2 separate regions of the Mus musculus genome follow, and region 1 is linked to region 2. A link is a loop called in an ENCODE intact Hi-C map of the cell type or tissue named here. Cell type or tissue: left cerebral cortex. All regions are shown on one strand. Each heading gives the region's core, and the rest is flanking DNA. Links, peaks and the distances in the headings are about the cores only. Region 1 has its middle 39 kb from the start of 1700101O22Rik. Region 2 has its middle 70 kb from the start of Gm32773.

Region 1 (2,817 bases), core at 42-2,541, 190 kb before region 2:
CATTCTCCCACAGGGCACTCAAATCATTTCTGCATCTCTCTCTCCCTCCCTCCCTCCCTCCCTCCCTTCCTCCCTCCCTCTCCCCCTCCCTTCCTCCCTCCCTCTCCCCCTCCCTCCCTCTCCCCCTCCCTCCCTCCCTCCCTCTCGCTCCCCCTCCCTCCCTCTCCCCCTCCCTCCCTTTCCCCCTTCCTCCCTCATCCCTCCCTCCCCCTTCCTCCCTCTGTCTCTCTCTCTCTCTTTCTCTCTCTCTCTCTCTCTCTCTCCAGAAACTGAAGCAGAGGAGAGATATCCCCATTCACACAGTCATGTCTTTTTCCCATTATACTTCTTTAATGCCATTACAGACAATTCAACTTTTTAAAATGTGTGTCTCAGTTTCCTTTTTGTTGCTTTTGTTGTTGTGATGAAACACTACGAAAAAGGCAATTTATAAAAGAACAATGTTTATTAGGGATGACCATTTCAGAAGGTTAGTTCAGTCCATGACCATGAGAGTGGGGTGTCTGGCAGCCAGTGCTTCAGTATTGTTCTGGAGCAAAGTCAAGATCTCACATCTTGACACAGCAACCATGAGGCAGAGAGAGCAATAACTTGAAATGATATGGGCTTTTGAAATCAAATCTCCAGAGACTCACCTCCTTTAGCAAGTCCCTACCTCCTAATTCTTCTCAAATAGTCACACCAACTGGGACAAAGCATTAAAACATATGAGTGTTTGGAGCCATTCTCATTGAAACTATCACAGGTAGACTTGTGATTTTGTATTTATGTTTCAAATGACCTACTTGTGAAGGTAAGGTGTGCAACGTAGGGAATAGTTTACCTAAAAAGAGTTCAAAGAGTTCATTTTGGGCTAATTTTTCACAAAAAGGCTTATAGAAATGAGTTTTGGGGTTTTTTTGTTTGTTTGTTTTGTTTTGATTTTTAAAGAAAGTGCTCTAATGAGAATGCAAATCTTGAGAATAATGCATAGAGAAAACAGTGGCCTCCCCAGAAGTGGACAAACTTCACACATTGCTGTCTGCTGCTCCATGCTCCTGATATATCATGGGAGAGTAGAGAAAGTGATCCTGTGAATTTCAGTATGTCTCCTTGATTCTATTTCCTCTAGCTGTATTTCATCTGCCTCTGGGGGTTTGGATCCTCAAAGTTGCTCAAGAGAAAGCATTGCCTTCTTTGTCATCTTCTAGTTAGGTCCTTCTGTCCCTGGGGCTGCCTTTAGGCCTCTAAGGAGAAACTATGTAGCTGTGATATGGAGCTTTACAAATATGCAAAACCTTGGTAATTTTATATACCACAGGAAGATACAAAAAATTCTGCAAGGCTGATTATGAAAAGTATGTCTTCCTATGCTCCAACTGCTGCCCAGGAGAACTTTGCCACAGTCTTACCTCTCTGGAGTCTCTGCCTTTATGTTTCTCAGTACTGCAGTTGCAGTGGCTTTTTCAGCATTTCCTTTTAAGGCTTGTCTATCGACTTAGTGGGGAGAGCTAGTTCAGTTTGCAGTGTATGATCCTCATATGTATTATTGCCCATTCTACCAAAATCCTTAAAGCTTCAGGTGACAATATCACACACACAGAGACACACTGACAGAAGAAAGCACACACATACACACAGACACATATGCAGACATACAGACACAATTCCACTGACAGACACAGAGACACTTACACACACAGACACATACACACATGTACACACAGTCACAGATGTAAACACATACAGACATACACAGACACACATGCACACACACACACACACATACAGACACATACACACAGACAAAATCATACTGACACATACACACATATACACACACAGACACAAACATAGACAGACACAAACACAGACACACACAAACACATGTACACACAGAGACACACATATACACAGATACAGGCACAGACACACATACACACATGTATACACAGAGACACATATAAACACAGACACATGCAGACACAAACACAGACACACATACAAACAGACACAGACAGCAACAGACATACACACACACACACACACACACAGAAACGCACAGAGACACAAACATAGACAAATACAAACATATACACAGACACAACACAGACATACACACACAAGAGACACACACACACAGATACACACAGATACAAGCACAGACACACACAGAGACCCAGACATACATACACACAGAGACATACATTCCATCCTCACTCATTCTTTGTCATTCAATATCTGATTTCCCGAGAACTAGTAATTTTTTTCTTTTTGTATGCTTAATGTATGTTCCAAGAATTACCCCAATCATCCCCAAATTTCAATTGCTATGCATTTTTATGTAAAAGATATCCATAAAAAGACTTTTGGTGCCCTGAATATGGCCAGCTAGGACACATCTCAGATAGGAAGTTCATCGCCCAGGTGCAGAGGATAGACTATAAATGTGAGCTGGTGCCCCAGAGATTGGTCATCTTTATAGAGAAGACCAAGGACGGGCAGATCTTGCCTGTCCCAAATGTGGTGGTTCGAGATGTAGCCTGTGGCGCTAACCACACACTGGTCCTGGACTCTCAGAAGTGAATCTTTGGGGCTTTGGTGGCTACAGCCGGCTGGGCCAAGCCGAGCAGAAGGATGAGATGGTGCCTCGCCTGGTGAAGCTGTTCAACTTCCCGGGGCATGGCACAAACCAGATCTATGCTGGCTATACCTGCTCCTTCGCTGTTAGTGAAGTTGGTGGCCACCAATACCCCTCGAGAGTCTACCATGTACCCAAAAGCAGTGCAGGACCTCTGCAGCTGGTGAATCCGGAGCCTTGCCCGTGTAGAGCAGCAT
Region 2 (2,817 bases), core at 14-2,513:
GTGATAAGAGTATACTCTTGGTATGCACCCTTTGCTAGTGTTCCCTTTTATAACGCATATTTCTATCTACCTATTTGCCCCCTCATACTACAGAGTGACATTTTTAAAATTCCCATGAGAGCAACTGAAAGTAATGTCTAGTGTTCTCTTCCACATGTGCCTGTTGCTGAAGTGGAAGATGACAGAAAAACTGGGTCAATACCATTTTGTAACTGACTTCTAACATTGGGAAATGTAGACTAGCTCTTCCAGTTGAAAGTACTAGAGAATTCTAGGCAGATGAAAAGTCATTTCCTGGTCAATGAAGCAGCATGAAGCACTCTAAATGGCTGCATTAGAACACTGATTGAGAGTCTGCTAATTTCTCTTGTGAATTTTCCTCTGAAATCTCATCTGAAATCTAACAAAAATTAGGGCAATTTTCTTTCCTTCCTTCAACTAATAATCTTCTGGGAAACCTTTCATTTATCTATTTTTCCACATATTCTGTCAAACTAGACACACGCTTGATCAGGCTTATCCACCTGCCTTGGGATTAACTCCTTCTTTGGGCTGCCTTTACAAGTGTCTACAGTGGTGTCGGGGGTCTCAGGTTCTGCTTCTCAGTGGTCTGGAACTCCTACAGGAGCCGTGGCCAGATTCAAGGTCATGACACTGGAGAGACGACTTGTTTTCCCTGCCAGTCTCCATTCTGCTGCTGTTTCTGCTGACTCCCACTCATTCATCTTTCCATCTCCGAGCTGGTCTGTCACAGAACACAGTGAATTTTCCATGAAAAGCTCCAACCCTGTGAATATCCTTCTACTTTGTCTTCAGAGATCACTCCTACTTCCTACAGTGCATGATATCTTTGTCTGACTTTCAGGCACATACCTTTGAGTAAAGCGCCAGAAGCAAATGCCATCCCTTTTCTTTTATCAATAGTCTTTCAGAGTTTGCACAAGTGACTGACTTCTCAGCTGCTGCTGAGCAGTAGAGAGAGCATGGGGAGGTTTCACATAGAAAGAGCATTTTAACTGCAGAGAGACACCACCACTCTCAGAAACATGATTCCCTGGGTAGGCAGCCTCCGAAGCCTGTGCTGAGCTTGGAAATGAAGTTGTGGTAAGTTGAGAGTCTGCTTCAGCTGAAAATAGCATTCCTGGTTTCTGGATCAACAAGAGGAAAGGAAAATAATAGCTTCACGGAATTACAAGTTTATTAACAAAAATGAACTCATTTCTACGGAACGGGAATAGAATGTGCTCCCTAACTGCATGATGTTTACACTCTTAAATAAAAATAAAAATAAATCCACTAAAAATGAAATACAAGCCAAGCAAATTTTTATAACTTCTAAGTAGGTGTAGAGACATGGAGGGCCTGGGTGGTAGAAACAGACAACGTTATAATTAGAGCTGTCAGGGCTGGATTCAGTAAGGAGGTGCCATTTAACTGAGGCATGGCAACAGCTAGGTGAGGAACATTATTCTTGGGCATGTCTTGTTTTTCCCTTGCTGGGCTGGCCGAGAGTGCTGTATCATATCCATTTGTAATGCACTCCTGTGCACTCTGTCTTCTGACCCATCTGGTAGACCAGCTGCTCACAGCCAGAAAGCTGTAACTAAGTGGGAATTCTATTTTCCCCAAGGAACAAGAAACTCTATTTTTAATGACATACATGGTGTGGACCTACTGTGCACAGGACAAAAAAAAAAAAAGCACACTAATAAGTATACCAAAGATATGAAATAGTTCTTTAGAGCTGAAAAAGAAGAACTTAATTTCTTCATGGGAGAATTTTTTTGAGTTGTACAAAATGTATGATTCATTATGACTGATGAATAAAATAAGTGTTTTTTATTCATAAGACCATACCGCCTACTTGGAAATGTTATAAAATATGTAACATTAGCATAAATTTATAATCTCCCAATGAGTAACCCTTTTAGCCCAACCAGTATATATTAGCTGACTGTCTGTACCTGCTCTTACAGGTACTTGAAATATTATTGATGATGACGCTTCTGTCTTTGAAACACTAATAGATGCATTTTATCGGTGACATTTTCTTCAACAAAAGTGCCATGTCACACACACTGTGACTCTTCTTAGGAACTTAGAGATTCACACACATTTACTTCTGGGACATCTCAGGACAGCCGTATCATCATCCCTACCCCATCGGTTTTTCACTTGACAGTGAAAATATGCTTCAGAGTTGCCAGTGTTCCAAACCAGTGTGCAAGCTGCAGCATTCATTGCCTGAACAACATAGGCATTTTCTGCAGAAAATCAGAAATAAATACAAAGTCAGTGATAAGGAAAATAAGGTATTTATTCGTCTGTTGAATGAGCAGAGATAAATGAGGTGAATGAGTGAGAGGGGATATTGTCTGAACCCAGCATCATGGTGGCACTATGCTTAAAAAACTCTCTATTTCACACCTATATATAGACATATAAGTACGTACATACACACACACACAGACAGAAACACAATCACACACAGGGACACAAACACATACATGAATACACACAGGCACACACAGACCACACCACACATACATGCTTACAAATGCAGATTTACATCTTTTTTTTTTAGGCAAGAGGCCTTTCTATGCACTCTATGAATACACAGAGAAGATTGGCCAATTGATTGAAAATGGGCTTTGGTGACAAAAAATTCTGGTTTCAAGTGACAGCACTGTGGCATCATCTTCAGGCTTGTCCCCAGTGTCTTTCTTCTGATCTGTGAATTGTGGACACTGATACCAAAATAGAAAGACTGGTGCAGAAAAAAAGACTCATAAGGATGGCCACTATGCTTGATAAATA

Evidence for each region. Hi-C counts contacts between places; a loop is a spot of excess contacts. Peaks named below come from ENCODE experiments on the same cell type or tissue, not always from the same donor. Only the 100,000 strongest peaks of a DNase experiment are listed, where the experiment ranks them.
Region 1: it touches region 2 in a loop (4-fold over the local background); 2 of 42 quality-filtered maps call a loop at or near these places.

Annotation. Positions count from the first base shown.
Region 1 is chr12:7,417,654-7,420,470 of GRCm38, reverse strand. It overlaps the pseudogene Gm9139. Among named protein-coding and RNA genes, the nearest start is that of 1700101O22Rik, 39 kb to the right of the region's middle. In left cerebral cortex, for the core only: no CTCF peak of the experiment used is centred there; a DNase peak (open chromatin) is centred at 1,329.
Region 2 is chr12:7,226,981-7,229,797 of GRCm38, reverse strand. No RefSeq gene overlaps it. Among named protein-coding and RNA genes, the nearest start is that of Gm32773, 70 kb to the left of the region's middle. In left cerebral cortex, for the core only: no CTCF peak of the experiment used is centred there; DNase peaks (open chromatin) are centred at 805, 1,034 and 1,468; H3K27ac peaks cover 2,205 bases.